2 separate regions of the Homo sapiens genome follow, and region 2 is linked to region 1. A link is a contact called in ENCODE Hi-C or POLR2A ChIA-PET data. All regions are on one chromosome and are shown on one strand. Each heading gives the region's core, a stretch centred on a gene start or an enhancer-like site at or near the end of the contact. The rest is flanking DNA. Distances are from core to core; before and after follow the strand shown.

Region 1 (6,037 bases), core at 310-2,809:
ATAAAAGTACTAGTAGGAGCAACAACAAACATAGCTCTCAAACTCAAGGCAGTGAAAGCAAAACTAGAAATCCTCACATATGCCAAACGTGGAGAATTTTAAGTGCCTAATAAATTTTTAGGCACACCAAATACACACCAGCTTATTTCCAATGGCAAAGAGCAAAATTAGAGAGCATGCTTGAAAAATGGCATCAAAACTGGAATATAGAAAGTGAGGCCCACTTAGAAATTTTATATATTTTTGTTTCATTTTCAGAGAATAGAATGCCCTTTATAAGTTAGATGTGCATTTGAATTCCTATCTGTAGATCAGAAAGCAAAAACTTCAGACTTAAACATGAAACCAAAATGAAACATCAATTCTGAGTGTCTAGCCTGCTCCCCAAAAGACATCTTTTGGGCTTCCAAAAAGTAATCTATTTTTAAAAAAATCTATATTACCCTCTTAGGTTGAAGTTCCTTTATAAATTCATTCATTTGCCAAATTCTGATTGCAAAAGTGCTCATGTGCCAGACTGGCTACAAAACACTTACTGATCCATAATTAGAAACTGCCTAATCATTTCATGGTTGCAATTCCTGACTCTGAAATGTTTAAATAAAATGTTCAGTAAAAGGTTATTTATAAAAGAACCAATATTTTGATCACTACTTCAAAGGGAGGCCTGATTGTGTAAATGCAAATAACTGCCTTATTTTAGTACTTAAGGTCTCAGATTGAATGTAGCTATCTATTAGCACAACTGATCCAAAGTTTAGGAGGGACATTCTTTTAGAAGATCCCATGTATTTATTTTCTAGTTTGAAAAATGGACATTTTAATATAAATTTATAATCTAAATTTCTGTTGCCAGAATTTGGTTAAGTGGGCCTTATTTAGTATACTAGAAGAGACTATGCAAAATCATATTCCACAAAAGAATCAACATTCTCTTATAGCTTTAAAATACTATAATGTGAGCTTGAAATGCTCCACACCTGAATTGATAAGAGCATTAGGCAGTAGTTTCTATGAAGCTTTTAAAAGAGAAAGTTAACTTCTACTAAACAATTACAAGTGTTCAACTAATACAGTGTCTTCTGACCGATTTTCTAATAACAGCTTTTAAAATAAATCTACCAAACTGTTTTGACTCTTCCAATGTAAAAAAGAAATTGAAAGTTAAAGCTTAAAAATTCCCCATATAGAGAGGAAATAAACTTAAAATAGAAATTTAAAATAACTTCAATCCAAAGTAAAGCAAATCGTTTCATACACTTTCAGTAAGTATAACAAATTTTATATAGTGACCCAAAAGTCACCATTGTAGAGCTTTGCAACTCAAGACGTTTTAGCTGGAGGGGTTAAAAGTGTGGGTGTGGAAGTCAGCTTTTGTTTGAAAAATTAGCAATGCTATGAGTCATCGTGCATTAGCTGCAGAAGAGTTTTGCATCTTGTACGAATCCAGACACCATATGCCATGCGAAGGCCTATTACTTTATTCGGTGCCACCGCTGACAGGCAGCCACGTGGGTATCCCCAGCGGAAGGGCTGTCTCCTCCCGGCGGCGAGGACAGGAACCCAGTGAGCTGAACACATCCGACATTGTACGGAGCAGCAGGAACAGCTGGTAAGCTAGCAAGCGGCAACGGCCCAGCGAGGAGCGTGGATGCTAATGAGCCTGGCGACAATGCCGGCCTTCAGAGGGGTAAGTGCAATGTCGGCCGGCATGTTCCCACAACAGCCTCAAGAGTAGAATCTGCTCGTTCATGCCTTCAGTCTCATTAAAGCATGATACTGGTATTTGTGGCTTATCAAAATCAGCTGTAAATCACAAGTTATAAATCCGACCAACAGATCCAACATGATTTAAAATGTTGCACTGAAATGCAAGTAAAATTCCACAGGCATCTTTGGGTCCTGATGGAGAGGTGTTGACCAGGCACTGGGGTGGTGGGGAGCCGTGAGTTGATGGCACAGGTGGAGCAGCTGCTGCTGGTTCAGGTCCTGGTTACCATTCACAAAACTGTGTGGCCTCAGGCAAGTTATTTAACTTTTCTGGGCTTCTGTTCCCTCAACTATATTTTTTAAACATAAAAAAGTTTGTGACATAATAGATTGTGTTAAGACATTGCATTGCGTTTGCATAATACATTAAAATAGGATCATAATTGTGCCTTCCTGATAGGATTGCTTAATAACTGAATAAAATATGTGAGGTTCTTAGTGCCTGGGACAGAGCAAAGAATGGTGCAGCTAAGTAAACAGATGTCTCTCCAGGTGACCCAAGAGGACAGCTCCAAGCAGCTTCACCTCCTGGTCTTGTTCTTCTCACACAAGACAAGACAGTAGCACATCTCCTTATGAGTGAGGGGTCTATGGCATGAGATGGGGGAAGGTGTCTGGCAGACACAGTGAGATGAGACAGCGATAAGAAGGGGAGGGAGTGATGTGTGCACATCTGGGTGCTGTGGACCCCAATCTGATTACTGCGGGGGGTGGGTTTGGGCTCCTAGCAGCATCTGAAGCTCCAAGATCACCAAGTTTCTTGATGGTTCCAGGTTTACCAAAGGCTCTTTTCCGCTGAAAGTCGTTTACTTTTTCTGAATGCTCCTTTCTTCCATCAAGTCCCTGTGACGCCTATTCACCCTCCAATTGCCAGGTCACAGGCCCTCTGTGGGACGCCTTGAGGCTCTGGGCTGCACTCTGCATCACAGCCATGAGGAAACTGTGCACTGCTCTCTTCCCTAATGTGCTCTGTATTCAACAAAGAGCCCCTCCAGGGTGGGCACCGGGCCTTCCATTTGTGCACCCACAGCAACAGCACAGTGCCTGGCATACAGGAAATGGCCGATGGGTATTTTGTTGAATGAATGAGTACACTAACGAAAAAAATGCTTTTGGACTTTTCAGAATTGGTGTCTAGGAATATGAATGAGATTATCAGATTATCAGAATCAGTTGATTATTTTTTGTCAAGATTTTTTTAAGCCCTAAGTAAAAGACATTTTACTGAATGATCATCTCCAGCAAGAAATGCACCTTGCACCTCTATATCGTAGGGCAGGATGTGTGTAAATATGAGAGAGAACTACCTGGTTCTTGGAGAAAAACTTGTTTCTCAGAAGTTTTCCTGTGAGCTAAGCTCAACTTAAGGGGTTCTCCGAAGGTGTTATCTGTACTCTGTGAAAAATGGAAAGGATGCAGTGGCCTGTGAGGTGCAGATTAGTGAAAGTGGCCTTAAAGGTGAGATGATCAGCATAGAGTTTAAAAGGCCACAGAGCTCGAAACAAAGATTACATCCCAGGAGAGACCTTTGTGTAAAATACAGTGTGTCATTCACTAATGAATTTGAGCATGTCTGAATTTGGAAACCAGTCCTCTCTGACCGGCAGGCAGCTGCTGAGGCTCTCGCACACAGCAGGCATGACACTCGTGGCTCTATTGGCCACTGCTGCCTGCTCCTTATAGGACCAGCACACAACAGTGGCCAGAAACCCTGGTTCAAACTTGTCTCCCACATATTTGCTTTCTTCAGATCAGCCCTTAACTTTACGTTGTATCCTGAAATCCACAGATAAAATCAAGATAACTAGATATGGGAATGGAATGAGGATTGGAAGCCAGGTAAAGAACTGAAGAGGCTTTTCCTGACTCCCCACTCTGCCTTCCAAGGATGCCACAGGGGTAGTTCCAAAGCTAATCCCTAGGGGAAGCTCCTTTGGCCTCAGTGGTCCAGGGAAAGACAGATCTTCACTCTCCAGCCTCTCACTTGGTCACAGCCATTCAAAGACGGTAGTGACATCCAATGTTCATTGTCTTCTAATGATGTTTTGTGGGAAAGTACATGCTAGAGTAAGAATGCTCTTCAGTTACTGGCATTTCAAATATATATATATTTTTAAAGTTTTAATGTTTTAAAAATACCCAGACTAGAAATAATTACAGCACAAAGCCCAGGTCTGTAGTGACGCAGTGATGGTCTGGAGCAGCACCAGGGAGGGCTGGTACAAAGTCTGAGAAGGGAATGAATATCTGTCTGTAATTCACACATGCATACACAAACACAAACACATGTCCATTTCCCTGAATCAAGTTTCAGAGGAATGGTGATCCATGACGGAGATTATAAAAAGTACACATTACAAACAGAATGTGTCCCTAGGAAGGGTGTTACGAATCTAAGCCCCGGAGCTGCTGCCTCCACAGTCCCGTGTAATGCCACCTAAGTGCTCTGCCTCGCATGACTTGCTGCAGGCTGCCACGGATTAGAGCTATCGATCGCTGCCTGCAGAAGGGTCTCGCTGTGCGAAAGGAAGGTGAGCGCTAGAGACAGACAGCTCAAGTATCGATCTGCTCTGGCAGAAGGCCGTGGTTCCAGATGCAGAGTGGCACTCCTTCACATCACCCATGAGTTACTATAACGTGCACGGAAACACTAAAGAGCTGGGGGATCGGGCCAAAGGCTGGAATGTCATCACCACCTCCTCGCCTGTCAGCTGGTCACGAGATCCAAAGATGCCATGTGAAATCTCTGGCTGTTTAAAAAACACAGGCAACAAAAGCCTAGGACGGGCATTCCTATGGTCTTCCAAGGCAGAACGGACAAACCACTGCCACAGAGGACTGCCAAGGGTCATGTTAAGAAGTGGTCAGAGAATGTGGATACATCTTTAAGAATGTTCCTCCAGCGGCTGAGAGGTTCACCAGAGCCATCAGGCCGGCTCTTACTATAAAAAGACACAATCCTTTTCCCCACTAAAAGCTGATGCCTTCCCCTACTTAAAGCAAAACATTAAAAAAATTGGTCCAAACGGACATTCTCCTTAAAGAAATCTCAATGATACAATTTATATGGTTTTCAAAAGATTTTGGGGGAGACAACTTCCAAGGCACAAAGACATAAACTCATCTAAAAAGTCAAATACAATTATGAGGTACATCAAAACTCATGATTTTTGAAAGCAATATAAAATTAGGATTCATGAGACCAAGTTAAAGTGAAAATAAGGAGCTCAAGGAAATCAAGTGTAACAGGAACAAAATGCACGCTTTCAACACTTGCTTCTGTGGACACAGGAGCAGAGTGAACTCTATTGCTTTCATGACTTAACTCTCTGGATTTAGAAGTCATTATTTAAATCAGTTATCTTTTCAGTATCCATATTAAGTCATTTCCTCCCATGCACATTGTAAAGACATCCTGTGGTGTAATTACATAAATGGCACTAGAGTCTACTTTCCCCTAATTAGAAATTCCTTAAAATGTTTGCATTTCTGATTTTAATCCAACTAACATCTACTGACTTCTTATGATGTTAGATGCCGGAGACTGAAAGATGAATAACACATAGCTTTACCTTTAAGGAGCTTGCTGACCAGTGGAGGGGCAGATGCCTCATAGTGAGCCCCTCACCCAGTGTGGTCAGTGCTACACCAGCTATGGAAGACAGAGAGAAATGTCCGTTGGCCTGTGGCCCTCCTTGGACAGGCAGGCTGCTGCTTATCTCACAACAGGCTCACTCTCCTCCCTTGAATCTAGGCTGGCCTTGTGACCTGCTGTGGCCAAATAGTTCTGAGACTTCCAAAGTGCTATTGTGAAGAAGCTGGCACCTCCACCTGGATCTCTGGAGCCTGTAGCAGCCATGTCAGAAGCCTGACTGCTGCGAGAAGACCCAAACTAGCCAAGTGGAGGGGCTGCTGAGCCAGGTATGCCTGGCCAGCCCCAAGCTGTTCCAGCTATGCCAATGCAGGTGCCAGATGTAAGAGACCCTGGGTAAGAACCATCCAGCTGAGCCCAGTCAACCCACAGAACCATAGAAGAGCCTCCCTCCACCATTTTGCCTTTAAACATTTCTGCAAAAATCTTTATAAAGTTCCTTTTTTTTTTTAAGTGACAGTGTCTGCAGGCTATTCACCGGCACAATCATATTGCACTACAGCCTAAACTCCTGGACTCAAGTGATCCTCCCACCTCCTGAGGAGCTGGAACTTGCAACACCATGTCCAGCTCTTGCAAAAATCATGATGCTTAATTTTGCAAGTTTGCAGACTC
Region 2 (6,342 bases), core at 2,330-4,829, 40 kb after region 1:
CTTCCACTGCCATAGTTTTGTTTGGTGGGTTTGAAGAAAATGTTCCACAATTAAAACATAAAGATTTAAAAACTGCAAAGATTGGGCAAAGCTATTTTGATATCAGCGTCTACAGCACAGAGGAAGCAGTCGGACCTATGAGAATTCAAATGGGAGCAAAGAAGGAGGAGACTGTTAGTTCTACTAGTGATGACTAATAATGAGCTTTCCCTCTACGACAGTACTGGTAGAAAACACAGGCGTTTCAGTTCCAAACAGGAAAATTAAGAATCTACTCATAGTCTAAGATCATTCGTGTTGCCAGGTTCAAATAAGAAATAAGAAAATAAGAAAGAATAACCCTTTCTTCCTTCTATCTTTAGTAACACCACACTTCAAAGAGTTTATTTAAAAAATATTCTATATAAAAAAATAAGTGTACTTCCTCTTATGGCTTATACTAAAAGCAGTCCAGTAATCAGTGAGGTGGAGTTGTAATGAAAGTATTCATGAAAAAAAAAAAAAGAGCAAAAAACCCAACAACAACAAACTAATACATTTCAAGTATAGCATAGAAAATACTACTGTAAAGATAAATTATCTGATTTGGGGCAATGAGCGCTCTTTCCTTTTCACAGAAAAGTTCTGTGTGCTCTGGACACCCATCCTCCTTGCTGGGCTGAGTGGCTGACATTGTGTGCACCTGTGTGCAGGAACCTAGGCAGTCGCATGCCAAGGGGTCTGGGGAGTGTGCTGTCTCTTGAGCCAAAAGGCCCTTCCTACTGAGTAGCTCAGAGGCAGAGAATGAGAGCTGCCTTGCTTTCTTACATTACCATTTGCCATTTGGTATGCATTTACACAGGCTGGCTCTGGCTGGCCAAAGGAGAGAAGATAAAGCAAATAAGAAGAAGATGTATATGCAAAGACCAACTTAAAAAAGGGGAAACAACGTCAACTTCTGAGGAAAATCAGTTGAGAAGAAATTCTCAAAAGCCAAATTGTTGTGAAAGATAAAACAGCAGCTAAGAGCTAATAATAGTAGGCTATAGATTTTCTTCCATCTGTATCAAGGCTTATTGTATAAATAAACGTTCTTTAGTATTCTTCAGCAACTGCTCGTGGGTGACTCAGTCTTTCAAAAACCGGACAAAAGGAATAATACAAATCCCCTGTATCTAGGGAATTCCTCTAATTAGAAGTGGCAATGAATTAGAGAAGAAATTTGATTTTAATTTAACATCTGCAAATGACAGATGCCTTTTCACATAGTTCTCAATGTCATTCCTTTACTAAAAATAATGCTAATAACAATAATAATAAATTATCCAAACAGAACATAACATAGTAATCCATTTAATAACCTATTTTAGTACATTCTGGTTGTTTGGTATTTTCAATGATCTTTTCTAAATAAATAATTCTTTGTATATTCAAAGGTTAACAATTTATTTTCCCTGAGAAGTTCCCAGAGCATTTTAAAGGGCATGATTTAATCTTAAACAGGTTAGTTGGCTGTGATTGGGATAAATATTTAAGAAAACTGCACATATAAAATGAAAAGAAAGAAATTTACATAACCATGTTGCAAAGTCAAACACTCTCCCTATACCGTGAGGCCACACTAGTAAGCTTAAAAGACTTCCTTTCAAACTCAGTGCCAATCCTAGGCTCCTCTCAGCCTCCCATGTGCAAATGCTCTTGTAACTTCTGGCACAACAGCCTTTTCCCAGCATTTCTGGGCACCTGCTCCAGGTACAGGTCCTGGGCTAGATGTCACCCTGAAGAGGGATGCATGAACACACATGAACACACACACACACACACACACACACACACACACTCACACTCACTCACTCACAATAGCTGCTGAACCTTCAAGAGAGCCAGCGACTACTTCCATGACGCTCTGGGGATAGTCAGGACAACTTAAGGAAAGGTACGGGCAGCTAGGAACAAGAGGATCCAAAAAAAAAAAGGCATTTAGAATCCCTGTAAGGACTACAGAGAAGCCTTGGTTCTCAACCAGCATTTCACAGCTGAGGAAGCTAAGATTCAAAGAAACGGAAAGATCTGCCCAAGACACCTACCATCTTGTGGTAGGCTTAGAACTGGAACTCTGGTGTCCCATCTCCTGTCTTACTACTTCCCCTCCTACGCTTTTCACAAATCACTGAATCACTATCATTTTTTTCTCCATGCTCGTATGTACCAGGGCTGAGTAAGTAGAGTTCAGAGGACATTAGCATATTTTCCATTTACAAAAGGGACACTCTGGTTGAGGTGAAGAGGAGGACACTTCACCAAAACTTCCTCTTGTCTCAACTGCTCCTGCTCAAGGCTGCTTCTGAACACCTACCCTCTGGTCAACTGGTCACCAGCCAGTCACTACTATGCCTGGAAATAAACATGCCCAAACCACTAAAACTTACCTTCGCAAATTTCTGAAGGCAAACACTTTGAACACCAATATTACTTTCCAGATACTGAAAGAGAGGGAAAGCAGCACGGGTACTCACTGCAGTGTGGAAGTTCTATGAATCACTTTTCTGAAGAACAACTCTGGCATTTTAACAAACCCCTTGAATCACTCACATTCTGCTCTATATGCAAGTCTTTCCTTGACTGCTGACTTAATAATAAAAGCTGGAAAAAACATAAGTCTAACAATAACACATTTCTTTTCTGTGACCAAAGAATGATTGTGTCAATGTTTATGGAGATGGACTTATTTTGAAAGTAATTTAACAATGGAATGATGCTGCTAAGCACACTGATTTTTTTTTTTTAAATGAAAAAAAGAAGTTCAATACAAAGCTCAAGAAGTGAACAGGCCCACTCAGATGAGAGGGTTTTATGCGTTCACACAAGCACACCCACACTTCTTCAACATACCATTTCACAAATGCTGTGTATTATTAAGAGGAGGCGGATTCTGCCAGGCACATAATTTGTATATTTAAGGGAGGTGTATGGAATGAAAAAGCGAAATATGTTAAATTTCAAAGGACTTGGAAGCAATGCTGCCTGTAAGCTTGTATTACAAATAGCCCTACATTATTACATACGCTATTAATGAGGCCGAGTGAATGAAAGTACAATTTGAATATGCATGACTCTACCCAATGAGCAAGACTTTTGTGTACTGATGAGGTTTTTTTTTCTCCCAAAAAAGGATTAAAATTATTCTTAGAGGAGTATGGCTGCCCAGAGAACAGTAAAATAAATGTACTTAGACCACAGAGTCATACTATACTCAGATGAAATACACAGGTGCTAAAAGAATGCCTTTGACTCTACCTACAATTTTGGAAACATGCATATCCTGTCCTTCAAAAGGAATATTCCTTAACTTCAAGCAGCTGCGTCATTACAATTTCTAAGAAAAAAATACGGATTTTGGTGGAGATCCCTAAAAGTAGGCAAGGTTAAATAAACCTTTTGAGTACAAAGCCTTCCCTTCCACAGTAAGGAGCACTAGTTAAAAGGCTGGGGAATGGGTAAATTATTGTACCAAATGGCTGAGAATTAATCTCTGCTGACTAGCTGTAATCTAACGAGGCGTCTGTGTCCCAGGGAGCCCGCAGCATGTCCCTGGCGGTATGTGCAGTGTGTCGAGTCTGCGTGGCACCCTTTGTCCTCGCTCACAGGCGGCCTTTCCCCTCATTGTCCGTAATATCCTCATGCATCTGGGACGCGTGGAATGCATTCATACTAACAGACTTACCATTGTTTTCTCTCAGAAGCTTTGTTGAGCAAAGACTGCATCACGGTTACTGATAATTATATTGCTTAATTAATCAAGACAAAAAAAATTTGCAAATCATTGCCTGGTTGCCAAGCAGGGAGATAAAAAATGACAACAATACAAGCTGAAGCAATATAACAAAAGTAACAGCTATCTGATCAGAAATTCTTATATAATGAAGCTATTAATGCTAAATCGGTTAATGTTAACATTGCTCCAGGTGTCTCTACTTAGATGCAAACAAAAAGGCTAACATTATGGATATAAAAGGCCAAATGTTGCCATGGATTCTGTAACCTGATAGAGAGGACAGCCTTTTCATTTGATTAGGGAATGCAATTTAAATACCAGGGACTGAAGCCAAACAAACAGACTTTCCCTCCGCAAGCCTCTTGCATTCACCCTGGGGTCAGTGGTTGGTGAACAAAAGGTCAGCCACACTTGCCCTGGAAATGTCTGGATTAATTTTATTACATTGTAATGGTTTGTACTTTAAATGTAAGGATAATACTAAATTTCCAGTTGGCCATTATTCTCTTCTTCCCTTTAGGCTTTTTGAATTAAAATATTAAGAAAGCGATTTGCTCAATTCATCTTGTCAGAATTTATAGCCAAATTCATTAAATGTGCAAACATTTTATAAGAAAGTTTACAAGGTATGTTAATAATTATATTCATGCATTATAAGTGTACTATCTTTTTAAAAAATCAAAAAAATCACTTTTGATTCTATAAAGTGAATTAAAATGGCTTGCATGTTTTTTACTTAAAAATAAAGGTGACATTTTTAGGACATTAAATGACATTTTAGAAGCCCATGTTGAAAATGAGCTAATAAAGCCAATTAATCCATACTAAATATTAAAGAAACACATTTCCTCTTTTTGAAAGCTATAAGACACTAAATTCACTGGTTCTCTTATATTAAAATTTTCAGTTTAATTCTTTAAAGTAGTGCTCTTCATGGACAAATACAAATGTTAGCACTAAGAGCCATTTTCATACACAAAACTGAAAACTTCACGCACATGGAGATCAGAATAAAAAATGATGCAAATATTTAATATGAAGTGACTTTTGGCATCTGCGTTCCCTCAATAGAAAAGAGGGTTCCCTTTATGTCAGGCTTTGCAACAGCCAGAATGGGACTTTTATGAATTCAGGAGTTGACCCACAATGCATCTATTCTGAGAATAATAAGCATGTTAAACTTGGAATTCATTAAGTATTCTCTCTCCATAGTAGTAATAACAAAAAACAACAGCAACAATAATAATAATAATAGCTAACACTTAAGTAGCTTTTACTCTGGACCAGGCACTGTTTGAAGCACTTTCTATTTATTAGCTCATTTAATCCTCACAACTTTAACCCTTTAGATTAGGTCATAAATCCCAATATGAACAATAAATCTGTTGCCTATTATTTCAAAGCTTTAAAAGAGAGTTTTCAGAAGGGTAACTTTCAGCTCCTTCAGGAGAACAACTTGAAATGAAAATGAAGATTATACATACTATCAAGCTGAAAAACACAATGTCATTCCTCTTGAGGGATGGCTTAATATGCTAATGTTTAATTTAAGAACTTTAAAAACGCCCTTCTATTAGTAATTCTAAAACAAAAACAAGTCGCTACATAAAGCATGGCTAAAATACCACTAAAGGTATGACAAGGATCGAAACTGCAGCCAATTTAGTACACAGCACACAGATCATTGGATTGTTCCAGCTCTTCCCATGATCAATACCAATTGACATGGCTGAATTGATTCTGCAGCAAGGTGCTCCAATTGTTGAAACTCATCACGTGGGCCGTGCTCCAGAGTCCCGGCCTCTTCGTGGACATGCCTGCAATTCTGCAGGATTGACCCCATTAGCACAGTCAGAGGCTTGGCAAGTGCCCGACACCAGGCAAGGCTGGATTCCATACCCACGGTTCTCCACAAAATGCTAGATGTGATATGGGGTTCCTTCAACTCTTATTATTAATCAACATAACCAAAATTTCAAGATACAATTTTTCAAAAGTACAAAATTTAGAAAACTTAAAACATTTACAAAATAATAAATTTGACATTATAATTTCCAAAGAGGCCTAGTAATACAATAATACAATTTTGTGCTCATGATGAAAAATTCTTTGAAAATCCCAATTCATATTTAATTCCTATAAAGCATGCATAATTCAGATATATGTAAGACATTCAACAACTGGATGAGAGTCCCCTTTAACATATTTGTATCACTGATTTTCAATGACAATGAATCACATGGCAAATGCTTTATGAGTCAGTACAACAATGCAATGAAAACGTACCTCAGGTTTCTTCGTTATCGCGATGAAGAACATGTGATTCTTCATTGGGTAAATAATGATTGAAACATCTCCAAAGGCAGTTGGGATAATACCCCTGCGGTAGTCTCTGGAGTGTTCAGACCAGACGATATGGACCTCGTCATTCCCCAAGTGACGAAGCTGCAACAGCAAATTGACTGTTTATTAATCAGGGTGATAACAGCAGTTTATGAGGGGTCATGGCTTACAAATTGAATTATAAAACTCAAAGGCCAAAAAAATTTCACTACCAAAAAAGGCTACAACATTGATGTTCTTCTGTG

Evidence for each region. Hi-C counts contacts between places; a loop is a spot of excess contacts on that map. ChIA-PET counts read pairs that join two places held with the same protein, here RNA polymerase II (POLR2A). Pooled maps may share reads with other maps.
Region 2: a map of dorsolateral prefrontal cortex shows a loop between it and region 1 (4-fold over the local background). The contact joins two enhancer-like sites. A Hi-C loop is called at or near these places in 5 of 168 maps with a recorded cell type or tissue (GM12878, dorsolateral prefrontal cortex and posterior cingulate gyrus), 26 of 37 single-sample maps with no recorded cell type and 19 of 50 pooled maps. POLR2A ChIA-PET finds 5 or more read pairs at or near these places in 10 of 52 experiments (AG04450, Caco-2, GM12878 and 6 more).

What each region holds. Positions count from the first base shown.
Region 1 is chr20:20,450,977-20,457,013 of GRCh38, forward strand. The region is part of intron 37 of RALGAPA2 (Ral GTPase activating protein catalytic subunit alpha 2); the gene reads right to left. Among named protein-coding and RNA genes, the nearest start is that of INSM1, 86 kb to the left of the region's middle. RefSeq lists an enhancer at 1,794-1,903. Within about 2 kb of position 1,560, at least 8 of the 41 ENCODE cell types and tissues checked have a DNase peak (open chromatin) inside an H3K27ac peak, as active enhancers do; they include dorsolateral prefrontal cortex, where a contact is called at or near this core.
Region 2 is chr20:20,489,077-20,495,418 of GRCh38, forward strand. RALGAPA2 (Ral GTPase activating protein catalytic subunit alpha 2) reads right to left here. Exons shown (of 40, transcript NM_020343.4): 36 at 6,041-6,199. Among named protein-coding and RNA genes, the nearest start is that of INSM1, 120 kb to the left of the region's middle. RefSeq lists an enhancer at 3,233-4,480. Within about 2 kb of position 3,580, at least 4 of the 41 ENCODE cell types and tissues checked have a DNase peak (open chromatin) inside an H3K27ac peak, as active enhancers do; they include dorsolateral prefrontal cortex, where a contact is called at or near this core.